Linked DNA regions of Homo sapiens: regions 1, 2 and 3 are each linked to region 4. The links are chromatin contacts, found by Hi-C or POLR2A ChIA-PET in ENCODE. All regions are on one chromosome and are shown on one strand. Each heading gives the region's core, a stretch centred on a gene start or an enhancer-like site at or near the end of the contact. The rest is flanking DNA. Distances are from core to core; before and after follow the strand shown.

Region 1 (2,700 bases), core at 79-2,578, 210 kb after region 4:
GTGATCTTTACCCGGGGAAGTTCCTCAGCAGAATCACAGCCGTGAAATGCCCGCCAGGAAACCAGAGAGCCTCGCCCCGCCATCGCCCCCAGAGGGAAACTGAGGCAGGTGAGAGGCACACTGAGCAAGTGGTCACAGTCGGGGACGCTGGGAATGGCCTGCCACAGGCCAGTCGGCTGGCACAGGAGGTAGGGAGCTGGGTGCCACTGGACCGAGCCTGGTTCTTCCTGTTTTCTGGTTGGTAGGCAGGGGCAGGGTGGGGAAATAGGGATGAGTCAAGGTCATTCCCAAGAATCTCTGACCGTGGGGTGGAGCTGGGGGCAGGGGCGGGTCCTGTAGCCCTGCTGGGCTCCTCCGGCCACCCGCTGAGCCTCTCTGATCCCCCCCCAAACCCAGGACAGACACACAAAGTCACTCATTGCTGCAGGGGTGGGGGAGCCTCCCTGCCTCCCCCATCTCCCCGACCGCTAGTGGCTGGGAAGTGGGCGGTGCTGGGGGGTGAGTCTCGGCCCCTCCAAGATGCGCCTCCCATGAAATCCTCCAGTCCCACGTGTACTCACACGCATACGGATGCATGCACACGCACAGAAACACACAGGGCTCGGACACAGCTGCGCGCAGACAAGCAAAGGACCACGTCCACGTGGAAACAGGTGTGCGCACACGTCCCCGCGCATCCGCGCGCACAAGCGCTCCACACCTGGGAACGTGCGCACCTGTCCCCCGCCCCCGGCACACACACAGCCGCCCCACACTGGAACACCTGGGCGCCAGCGCCGGGCCACTCGGGCACGCAGGGCGCTACGCAGGGCCGCGCACACGCTTTTCGGCCACACGCGCACAGCCCTCCACGTGGACGCGCGGGTACACACGCCCGGGGCTCGTAGCCGCGCACACCCGCACCCAGGAAACCCCAGCCACCACCACGCGGGGTCCGATCGCCTCTGAGCACCCTCCGCCCCAGCCGCGCACCCGCTGCGCGCCCGGGACGCGCACACTCGCGCACACACCGGCCCTTCCTGCGCACGTCCCGGGCCCACCCCCGCCTAGAGCCCTCGGGGTTTCCCCCCACCCCGGCCTCGGGGTCTCTCCACGTCTCCCCGCCGACGTGCTCACCTGCTCAGGGGGCGCCCCCGAGCCGCGCCCCGCGCCCGCCCCCAGGAGGGCCTCCGCGAGCCGGCTGCACACCCCGAGGCGGTCCCGGCTGCACAACTTGGAGCGAGTTGCTCCGTTTCCTCATTTTGGGGGCGAAGAAGGGTCGGGGAGTGGGGGAAAGCGGGAGGCGCCGCGGCCTGGGAGGCCCCCGCGGGTCCTAGCGCCGGCCGCACTGCGGTCTCCTCCGCGCGCCGCCGCCGCCGCCGGCCCCTCCCCGCCCCGCCTCCGCGGCCCCCGGCGCCTCCCGCGCGCCCCGGGCGGGGTCCCGGGGCGCACGCGGGCTCCACGCCTGGCCCTGACCTGGCCCTGTCGGGCGTGCACCCCCCACCCACCCTGGGAAGCGGGGTTCTTGGAGCGTGGAACGGGCGCCGCCAGTGCGCGCGGCGGGGACCGGGGGTGAGGGAGAGTGAGCTGCCCGTCCGGGGAGATAAGCAAGGCGCCAAGCCCGGACTCCCAGAGGACACTTCGTACTCTGCAATTCCAACTCCCTCAGTGTCGCCCATTTGAGCACCCACCGTCTCAGAGGGCTATTGGTGGTTGACAAAAAAAAAGCTTTCAAAATGTCAGCCGCTATCAATATCATTATCATAATCATCAACATTAAGGGAAAATTGGAGTAACAGAATCATCGGGAACTGTAATCATCCGGATGCAAACTTCTTAGAGCTGCCCTCCTTGGAGGGTAAAAGGGGGGCCTGGGAGTTGGAGGGACCTGGCTCTGCCCGTAGGTAGGAGGTACCCCTTTTCCAGCCGGGATTTCCTCCCCCATATGGAGGGTGGGGGCCCCACCCGCTTTCACCTCACAGAACAGTTTGATCTCACTTGGTCTTGGTGGACAGGGCCCTGGCCCCCAGCGATGGCTTTGTGGTTGGGGTGACCAAAACGCCCAATCTGCTTTCACCCAATGCAGGCCTTTATCTTTATTTTTATTCATTTATTTTTTGAGACAGGGTCTCACTCTATCCCCTGGGCTGGAGTGCAGTGGCGTGATCATAGCTCACTACAGCCTTGACCACCTGGGCTCAAGCCAGCCTCCCGCCTCAGCCTCCCGTGTAGCTGGGACCACAGGGTAATTTTTTTTTTCCCAAATTTTCATAGAGCCATAGAAGGGGTAGCCTCAGGAGGGGGTGAGTTCCCTGTCCTGGGAGGAATCCAAGAATTGGCCACTTTGCCTTTTTTTTTTTTTGAGATGGAGTCTTGCTCTGTTACCCGGGCTGGAGTGCAGTGGCGCTATCTTGGCTCACTGCAACCTCCACCTCCCGGGTTCAAGCAATTCTCCTTCCTCACCCTCCTGAGTAGCTGGGATTACAGGTGCGTGCCACCACGCCCTGCTAACTTTTGTATTTTTATTTTTATTTTTTTGAGATGAAGTCTCACTTTGTTGCCCAGGCTGGTCTTGGACTCCTGGGATCAAGCGATCCTCCCATTTCGGCCTCCCAAAGTGCTGGGATTACAGGCGTGAGCCACCACGCCTTGCACCTTATCATCCTTTCTAAGGGATGAGTCCTCTGAAACAAAGATGAAGTTCATCTTAGGAGGGCAATG
Region 2 (2,700 bases), core at 4-2,503, 140 kb before region 4:
GAGGCTTTGTCTGTCTACATCTCTGTTGTGCCCTCAGGGCTTAGAATGGGGCCTGATGCAGAGTGGGTGCTCAATAAATACTTGTAGAAAGAAAAGAAGGAGAGAGGGAGGGATGAAGCAGAGAGAAGAAGACAAGAGAGGATATATGGGGAGAGGAAGGAGGAGAGATGAAAAAGAAGGAAGGGGCCAAGTGCGGTGGCTCACGCCTGTAATCCCAGCACTTTGGGAGGCCAAGGCAGGTGGATCACCTGAGGTCAGGAGTTCGAGACCAGCCTGACCAACATGGTGAAACCGTCTCTACTAAAAATACAAAAATTAGTCGGGCATGTTGGCACACACCTATAATCCCAGCTAGTCGGGAGGCTGAGGCAGGAGAATCGCTTGAACCCAGGAGGCAGAGGTTGTGGTGAGCCGAGATTGTGCACCCTGGGCGACACAGCGAGACTCTGTCAAAAAAAAAAAAAAAAAAGAAGAAGAAGAAAGAAGGAAAGAAAGAAAGAAAAGAAAGAGAGAGAGAAAAAGAAGGGCCGGGTGCGGGGGCTTACGCCTGTAATCCCAGCACTTTGGGGGACTGAGGTGGGTGGATCACCTGAGGTCAGGAGTTTGAGACTAGCCTGATCAACATGGAGAAACCCTGTCTCTACTGAATATACAAAAATTAGCCAGGCGTGGAGGCACATGCCTGTAATCCCAGCTACCCGAGAGGCTGAGGCAGGAGAATTGCTTGAACCCGGGAGACAGAGGTTGCAGTGAGCTGAGATCGCGCCATTGCACTCTAGCCTGGGCAACAAGAGTAAAAACTCCGTCTCAAAAAAAAAAAAAAGAAAAGAAAAGAAAAAGAAGGAAGGGGCCAGGGCGCAGTGGCTTACACCTGTAATCCCAGTACTTTGGGAGGCCGAGTCAGGTGGATGACCTGAGGTCAGGAGTTCAAGACCAGCCTGGCCAACATGGCGAAACCCCATCTGTACTAGGAGGACACGGGAGGCTGACGCAGGAGAATTGCTTGAACCCAGGAGGAGGCGGAGGTTGCAGTGAGCCGAGATCACGCCACTGCACTCCAGCCTGGGGGATAGAGTGAGACTGTCTCAAAAAAAAAAAAGGAAAGGAAAAGAAGGAAGGAAGAGAAAGCGAGTGGGTGAGGCGTCCTTCTTGGAAGGACCGGAACAGGCATGCACAGGGAGGCTGGAAGGTTCTCGGAGGTTCACAGGCCTGAGGCCACTCCTCACTGGCCCCCGGTGACTCCTCCGTCTGTGACCCGGGTCCTCCGCGGCCTCCTGTGATCCCCAGACGCCTCTCTCCAAGCCAGATGTTGGAGGGAGGTGGGGGCAGCGGCGCTTGGCCTGGTCCCCTGGGGAGCTTGGGCGTCTGGTAGAGGAAATCACGTCCTCCCAGCTCGCCAGGGAGTCCCCCAGAGATGGAGCTGAGCAGGCGCTGCACAAACAGGAAACCCCGGTCGGGGGAGGCGGAGGGGGCGTGCTGACACCAGCTGGCCAGCTGGGTCAGCAGGAAACGGCTCTGGCCACTTCTCCTGGACACTCGGGGGCCACCGCTCTGTCCTCTTCAGAATGCGTGGCCCTGAACCTCCCAGCGCGGGGCAGGGTTGGTTCATTGCCTTCACTCAGCAAATGACTGTAACAGGGGGCCGGGTGCGGTGGCTCACGCCTGCAATCCCAGCACTTTGGGAGGCTGAAGCGGGAGGATCGCTTGAGCCCAGGAGTTCAAGACCAGCCTGGGTAATATAGCAAGACCCTATCTCTACCCAAAAAAAAAATATACACACACACACACACACACACACACACACACACACACTAGCCCCAGGAGTTCAAGACCAGCCTGGGTAATATAGCAAGACCCTATCTCTACCCCAAAAAAAAAAAAAAAAATATATACACACACACACACACACACACACACACACACACACACACACTAGCCAAACACGGAGGTGCATGCCTGTAATCCCAGCTACTTGGGAGGCTGAGGTGGGAGGATCGCCTGAGCCCAGGAGTTTGAGACCAGCCTGGGTAACATAGCAAGACCCTATCTCTACAAAAAGTAATAATAATAATACAAAAATTAGCCAAGGGTGGTGATGCGTGCCTGTAGTCCCAGCTACTTGGGAGGCTGAGGCAGGAGCATCACTTCAGCCCAGGAGTTCGAGGCTGCAGTGAGCTATGATTGCACCGCTGCACTCGAGCCTGGGCAACAGAGCAAAATTCTGTCTCTAAAAAAGAAAGATTGTAACAGGGGGACTGGCGGGGGTTTGGGTCTGCAGAACTGGACACAGCCCTGAGCTCCCTGCAGTCCGTGCTGCCCCCTGGGGGCCGGGAGAGGAACTGCTCCCACCGCCACCCAAAAGCCAAGAGCCTGTCCCACCTCCAAACCTACCAGGCTCCCTGGCTCTTTCCACTCCAACCCTGCTGGCCTGCAACTTGCCAAGTGCATTTCTACCCGGAGGCCTTTGCACGGGCTGTTCCCAGTGCCGGGAACATCGTGGCCCTCAGGGAGGTGATGAAACATCATCCCCATCGGAGAAGCCAACAGTCACGGGGCGGTTGCCAGGCGCTGTTCTCGGAGCTTTGCAGATTTTAACAAGTTCCTTCCTCTTATCCAGTCTCATCTTGAGGTCTGTAAAATGCCACCATCTCGGTCAGGCTTTCTCTGAGCCCTGGGTGTAAAATAGCCTCCCTCCCCACC
Region 3 (2,700 bases), core at 59-2,558, 240 kb after region 4:
GGCCGCGCCGGGTTGACCTGGTGCCTCTGAGCTACGTTCCTCAAAGTCACCCCTCTCCCCCTGCTCCACCCCTGCCCCCCTGACCTGAAACCACCTGGCATGACGGAGGGCGGCCAGGGACTCGAGGCACTTCTTGGGGCTCAGGACATCACCTGCATCAGCCTGAGGCTCCTCCACACCTTCTAGAAGAAAAACCTCGAGGTGTGCGGGGAAGGTGCCTCGTCCCGCTCTGCTGCCGACGGGGTGAGGGGCTCAGTTTGGGCCCCTCGACGCTTTTTTTTTTTTGAGACACAGTTTCACTGTGTCACCCAGGCTGGAGTGCAGTGGCATGATCTTGGCTCACTGCAACCTCTGTCTCCGGGGTTCAAGTGATTCTCCTGCCTCAGCCTTCCAAGTAGCTGGGATTACAGGTGCCCGCCACCACATCTGGCTAATTTTTGTATTTTTAGTAGAGACGGGGTTTCCCCATGTTGGCCAGGCTGGTCTTGAACTCTTGACCTCAGGTGATCCTCCCACCTCAGCCTCCCAAAGTGCTGGGATTACAGGCGTGAGCCACCGTGCCCGGTGGGGATTTTATTTTTTACGTATTTAGAGACAGGGTCTCGCTCTGTGGCCCAGGCTGGAGTGCAGTGGTGTGACTGGAGCTCACTGCAACCTCGAACTCCTGGGCTCACGTGATCCTCCTGCCTCAGCCTCCTGAGTAGCTGGGACTGCAGGCGTGCACCACCACACCCAGCTAATATTTATTTATTTATTTATTTGTTTGTTTGTGTTGAGATGGAGTCTCACTCTGTTGCCCAGGCTAGAATGCAGTGGCGCAATCTTGGCTCACTGCAACCTCCGCCTCTCGGGTTCAAGTGATTTTCCTGCCTCAACCTCCTGAGTAGCTGGGATTACCGGCGCACGCCACCACGCCCAGCTAATTTTTATATTTTTAGTAGAGACAGCGTTTCACCGTGTTGGCCAGGCTGATCTCGAACCCCTCACCTCAGGTGATCCGCCGGCCTTGGCCTCCCAAAGTGCTAGGATTACAGGCGTGAGCCACCGCGCCTGGCCAAATTTTTTTGTTTTTTTTATAAATGGGGTCTCACTACCTTGCCCAGGCTGGTCTCGAATTTCTGGGCTCAAGCAATCCTCCCACTTGGACCTCCAAAAGTGCTGGGATTAGAGAGGTGGGCCGCTGTGCCCGACCTAAAAAGGGAGTTTTAGAAGCTCACCTCCCCACCACGCTGGGCCTGGGGAGAGGAAGCGGGGGCAGGAAAAGGCCGACAGGAAGTGCACTTTCCTGGGGGGCGGCTCACGGGGCTCTTCTGTCACTGATCTGTCCTCACAGAAGGATTTCCGCTCACTTCATCACCCACCCGAGCCAGGAAAGAGCCACTGTCTAGTGGCCGCCAACCCTTAACCCGCCCCCACAACCGCGCCACTCCCCAGCCTCCTCCGCATTTGTGTCACAGCCTTCAGCTAGCGCCAAAAGCCACTCTCTTCCCCACACTGTACTTAGTTTTTAGATGACTATTTGTGAGGACTGATCGTGACTTTCCATTTAATGATTCAAGGCTCTTATTAAAAAACAAAACAAAACACTTAAGCTTTAAAAAACAAATTGGGCCAGGCATGGTGGCTCATGCCTGTAATCCCAGCACTTTGGGAGGCCGAGGTGGGTGGATCACCTGAAGTCAGGAGTTCGAGACCAACCTGGCCAACCTGGTAAAACCCTGTCTCTACTAAAAATACAAAAAAATTAACTGGGTATAGTGGCGCACACCTGTAGTCCCAGCTACTCGGAGGCTGAGGCAGGAGAATCGCTTGAACCCAGGCGGCGGAAGTTGCAGTGAGCTGAGATTGCGCCATTGCACTCCAGCCTGGGCAACAGAGCGAGACTCTGTCTCAAAAAACAAACAAACAAAAAATACCAAATCGATTGAAAGAGAAACATCAGTAGGTCATGGCCCTCAGTTATGACCAAAAAAGATTACGAAGGGGGTAAAAGATGATAGGAGTTTGGAAAACTGCCCTAGAGACTGTTCTGGAAGATTCCACAGCTGGCTGAGACTTCGGGAGCACAGACGTGCAGTGTGTTACTGATGCCTGTCTTCGCTGTGGCCGCTGGCCAAGACCCTCGCTGCCCCTAGCCTGGCCCGGCCCCTCACCCACCCTCCCAGGCCTGGCAGGTCTGGCTTTAAGACCCCCGATTCCCTACATTCCTAATCAGTGGCACTGGGACTGTGGTGACTGATGGACAGAGTCAAACTGAGCTTCTGCCGTGACCCAGGGGAAATGGCTCAGACCTGTCCTTTGCCGCCAGGGCTGGTGTCACCAGGGCCTGAGAAGCAGGTGCCAGCCCTGGGTAAGGGCAAGGGAGGTGACACGGTGTCGCTTGCCCGAGCAAGGCCCCTGCAGCCAGGCTCTGAGCCCATCTGATGCTGTCACCGACTCGCCGCCTCTGCTGCCCGGAGACCCAGCTCTTGTGTGACCCATGGAATCCTCAGGGGGACAGCAGTGCTGGAGCGTGGCTGCTGTGGCATTTCCTGCTCAGGGCAGAGGCGGACGCTGCCCCAGGCCTGGGTGTGGGGAGCGCCCTGGGGAAGCGTGAGGGGGACAGTGGTTGGAAGGAAGGGCTGGGCCGCACCTGGGTCTGTGGAGGGGTCCTCCCGCATCAGAGGTGAGGTGACAGATATGGTGACCTGCATCCTGGGC
Region 4 (2,700 bases), core at 201-2,700:
CGACGCTTGTGTACACGCTTTTGTTTGAACACCTGTTTTCAGTTGTCTGGAGTATATTCCTAGGAGTGAACTGCTGAATTGCATGGTGATTCCACATTTATTTAACCCTTTGAGGAAATGCCAGTCTGTTTTCCAAAGCAGCTGCATCTGCCTCCTAGACATCTGAAGGATTCAATGAATGTGTATTGAGCATCCACCATGGGCAATGCTGTGAACCAAACAGGCAGGCCACAGGGAGAAGCCGACTTATGGAGGCAAAAAAAAAATCAGAGAAGGCCTGGCTGAGCAAGTGACATTTAAGCGGACTTGAGGAAGAGGAAGTGGGCCGGGCGTGGGGGCTCACGTCTGTAATCCCACCACTTTGGGAGGCCGAGGCGGGTGGATCACGAGGTCAGGAGTTCAAGACCAGCCTGGCCAAGATGGTGAAACCCTGTCTCTACTAAAAATACAAAAATTAGCCGGGCGTGGTGGCAGGCGCGTGTAATCCCAGCTACTCGGGAGGGTGAGGCAGAGAATTGCTTGAACCCGGGAGGCAGAGGTTGCAGTGAGCCGAGATCCAGCCACTGCACTCCACCCTGGACGACAGGGTGAGACTCCGTCTCAAAAACAAAAGAGGAGGTGAGCAGCCCCAACTTGGGCCAGAAGCCTAGACTGCTGCTGGGAGGTCCCTGATCCACCAGAGCGGAGCCTCCTGACCCATCCTCACGAAGTCCTTGCCATCTCCCTTCACCACCATCTTTCCCCAAACACTTCCAGCCCAGCTCCCAACCCCACCCCCTGCCTGACCCACACCCAGTTCTCAGCTTCCCAGCATCCCAGTCTCTCTGTCCTGGATATCGTGTGATGTCCCCGTTGCACAGGGGGGAAAGCCGAGACCCCAGAGGGAGAGCAGCCCCTATGGCCAGAAGCCCTCGGATCCGGACGTCGGGGGCTCTAAACTGAGTAAATACATAGGAAACTTCTCCGCTAGGTTTTGCAGGATGTTAAGAACAGGTCCCACCTTGCCTAGGGCTGGGGACTGCCTCGCAGGACCTTAACCCTAGCAACCCACCTCCGTCCCCATGGCAACCGGGGCGGGGCCCGACCCGGATCCGCCGGTCGCCCCATCCGGCAGCGGCTGGGAGTCTTGCCTTCAGAGAGGGAGGAGGAGTCCGCGCCTCTCCTACTGGCCCTTTAAGAGGCTCCGCCCGGCAAGTCCGCCACTCGCTCCCGATTGGTCCCGAGCGCGGCCGAGCGCAGCCGAACTTGACGCACCGCCCGCAGCCTTCCTTACCAACCTCCCACGCGACTCAGCAACCTCCCCAACCAATCGCCGGCCGGCGCGCCGATCGGTATCTGCATGGGCTCGCCCGGGGGGAAGGTCTCACCCAATGGGACCGTTCGCCGAGGCCTTCATTAGCATGCCGGGGGCGGGGAGGGGCGGGGCGGCCGACGGGGGCGGGCTGCGGGCGGTTGGTTGGAGCGTCGCGCAGTCGGGAGGTCCGGGAAAGTTTCTTTGGAGGTGAAAACAGCCGCGGAACTCCGGGCCCTGAGAGGGGGCGGGGGTGCAGGGGTCCCAGGGCCGGGCCGGGGTCTTTCCTGGCCCGGGGGAAACCGGCCCAGGCCTCCCGGGGGGGGCAATCGCCCAACAAAGGATTCTTGGGGCGCCCGCCCTCGAGGACTTCCCTGCCCCTGGATCCGGCCCCCCCAGCGCTCCGGGCCCGGCATCCCGGGGCTCTCCATCGCGGGGTACCCCAGTTCGCGGTCTGCCATCGGGCAGCCCGGGCGCTACTCACCTCCGCCCGCGTCCGTGTTCCAGGTCCGGCCCGGAGCGGCCATGTCCCACGGCCCCAAGCAGCCCGGCGCGGCCGCCGCGTGAGTGCACTGATCCCCTCCCCACGCCCTCGCTACTTTCCCGGCTGCAGCCCTAGCTCCTGAACCCCTGACCCAGTCCCTCCCGCCGGAGTCTTGACTCCCCCACCTGGGTCAGGGGGCTTCTCCCTCCACCCAATTCTGCACCCCCCACCTCGGCCTCCAGTCCCTCCCAGGAGCCCCGCTTGTCCCACCTTCCCCGGATACTGACCCCATCAGACCCTGCCTCCTCGGGCTCATGCACTCTCGCTGCAGCCCCGCCGTCGGGGGTCAAAACGCCCTGGGGTGGGCTTTTGGGGGAGGGGAGATTCTTGGGACGGGGCTGACCGCGGTATCCTTGGCTCCAGGCCGGCGGGCGGCAAGGCTCCGGGCCAGCATGGGGGCTTCGTGGTGACTGTCAAGCAAGAGCGCGGCGAGGGTCCACGCGCGGGCGAGAAGGGGTCCCACGAGGAGGAGGTGAGAGTCCCTGCGCTGAGCTGGGGGAGGCCCCGGGCTCCCGCCCCAGCCTCGAAGCCCCGCCCCAGGCTGGATTTGAATTGCTTGTGGCTCCGCCCACAGCCCATTTTCCTCTGGAAGCTGAGACCCCGCCCCGTGCCAGCTGCCACGCCCCTGACAGGTCCTCTGCCACTCTAAGTCCAGGCCCCGCCCACCGCACAATGCCAGCTCTGCCCACTCTAAGGTCCCGCCCACTTCCACTCCTTGGGGGCGGCACCCTCCCCTTGGTCCTGTGGGCCCGTTCTCCAGCAGAAAACCACGCCCACCAAGCAGAGGCCACGCCCACAACCGAAGTCAACGCCAACCCTGTACTCAAACCTCGGCCCATAGTTCCTCAGATCCCCTCACCCCTGG

What was found. Hi-C counts contacts between places; a loop is a spot of excess contacts on that map. ChIA-PET counts read pairs that join two places held with the same protein, here RNA polymerase II (POLR2A). Pooled maps may share reads with other maps.
Region 1: a loop to region 4 is called in a pooled map, with 2.6 times the contacts of the local background. The contact joins the promoter of MATK here to the promoter of HMG20B in region 4. A Hi-C loop is called at or near these places in 1 of 50 pooled maps. POLR2A ChIA-PET finds 5 or more read pairs at or near these places in 2 of 52 experiments (WTC11 and activated CD4-positive, alpha-beta T cell).
Region 2: a loop to region 4 is called in a pooled map, with 2.6 times the contacts of the local background. The contact joins the enhancer-like site here to the promoter of HMG20B in region 4. A Hi-C loop is called at or near these places in 1 of 168 maps with a recorded cell type or tissue (CD4-positive, alpha-beta T cell), 4 of 37 single-sample maps with no recorded cell type and 10 of 50 pooled maps. POLR2A ChIA-PET finds 5 or more read pairs at or near these places in 2 of 52 experiments (HEK293 and naive thymus-derived CD4-positive, alpha-beta T cell).
Region 3: a loop to region 4 is called in a pooled map, with 5 times the contacts of the local background. The contact joins the enhancer-like site here to the promoter of HMG20B in region 4. A Hi-C loop is called at or near these places in 1 of 37 single-sample maps with no recorded cell type and 5 of 50 pooled maps. POLR2A ChIA-PET finds 5 or more read pairs at or near these places in 1 of 52 experiments (WTC11).

What each region holds. Positions count from the first base shown.
Region 1 is chr19:3,785,053-3,787,752 of GRCh38, forward strand. MATK (megakaryocyte-associated tyrosine kinase) reads right to left here and starts at 1,329. Exons shown (of 14, transcript NM_139355.3): 1 at 1,117-1,329; 2 at 12-234. The coding sequence starts at 83. RefSeq lists enhancers at 1-757, 119-413 and silencers at 119-413, 2,288-2,486.
Region 2 is chr19:3,427,363-3,430,062 of GRCh38, forward strand. All of the region lies in intron 3 of NFIC (nuclear factor I C), which reads left to right. Among named protein-coding and RNA genes, the nearest start is that of SMIM24, 52 kb to the right of the region's middle. Within about 2 kb of position 1,254, at least 31 of the 41 ENCODE cell types and tissues checked have a DNase peak (open chromatin) inside an H3K27ac peak, as active enhancers do.
Region 3 is chr19:3,811,188-3,813,887 of GRCh38, forward strand. ZFR2 (zinc finger RNA binding protein 2) reads right to left here. Exons shown (of 19, transcript NM_015174.2): 14 at 2,633-2,700; 15 at 85-179. Among named protein-coding and RNA genes, the nearest start is that of MATK, 26 kb to the left of the region's middle. Within about 2 kb of position 1,309, at least 13 of the 41 ENCODE cell types and tissues checked have a DNase peak (open chromatin) inside an H3K27ac peak, as active enhancers do.
Region 4 is chr19:3,571,494-3,574,193 of GRCh38, forward strand. It overlaps HMG20B (high mobility group 20B), which reads left to right and starts at 1,451. Exons shown (of 10, transcript NM_006339.3): 1 at 1,451-1,501; 2 at 1,799-1,854; 3 at 2,199-2,307. The coding sequence starts at 1,817. LOC124904618 (a long non-coding RNA gene) reads right to left here and starts at 2,324. Exons shown (of 2, transcript XR_007067101.1): 1 at 1,052-2,324; 2 at 1-162. RefSeq lists enhancers at 97-665, 666-1,233, 1,128-1,217 and silencers at 1,398-1,537, 1,558-1,607, 1,628-1,717.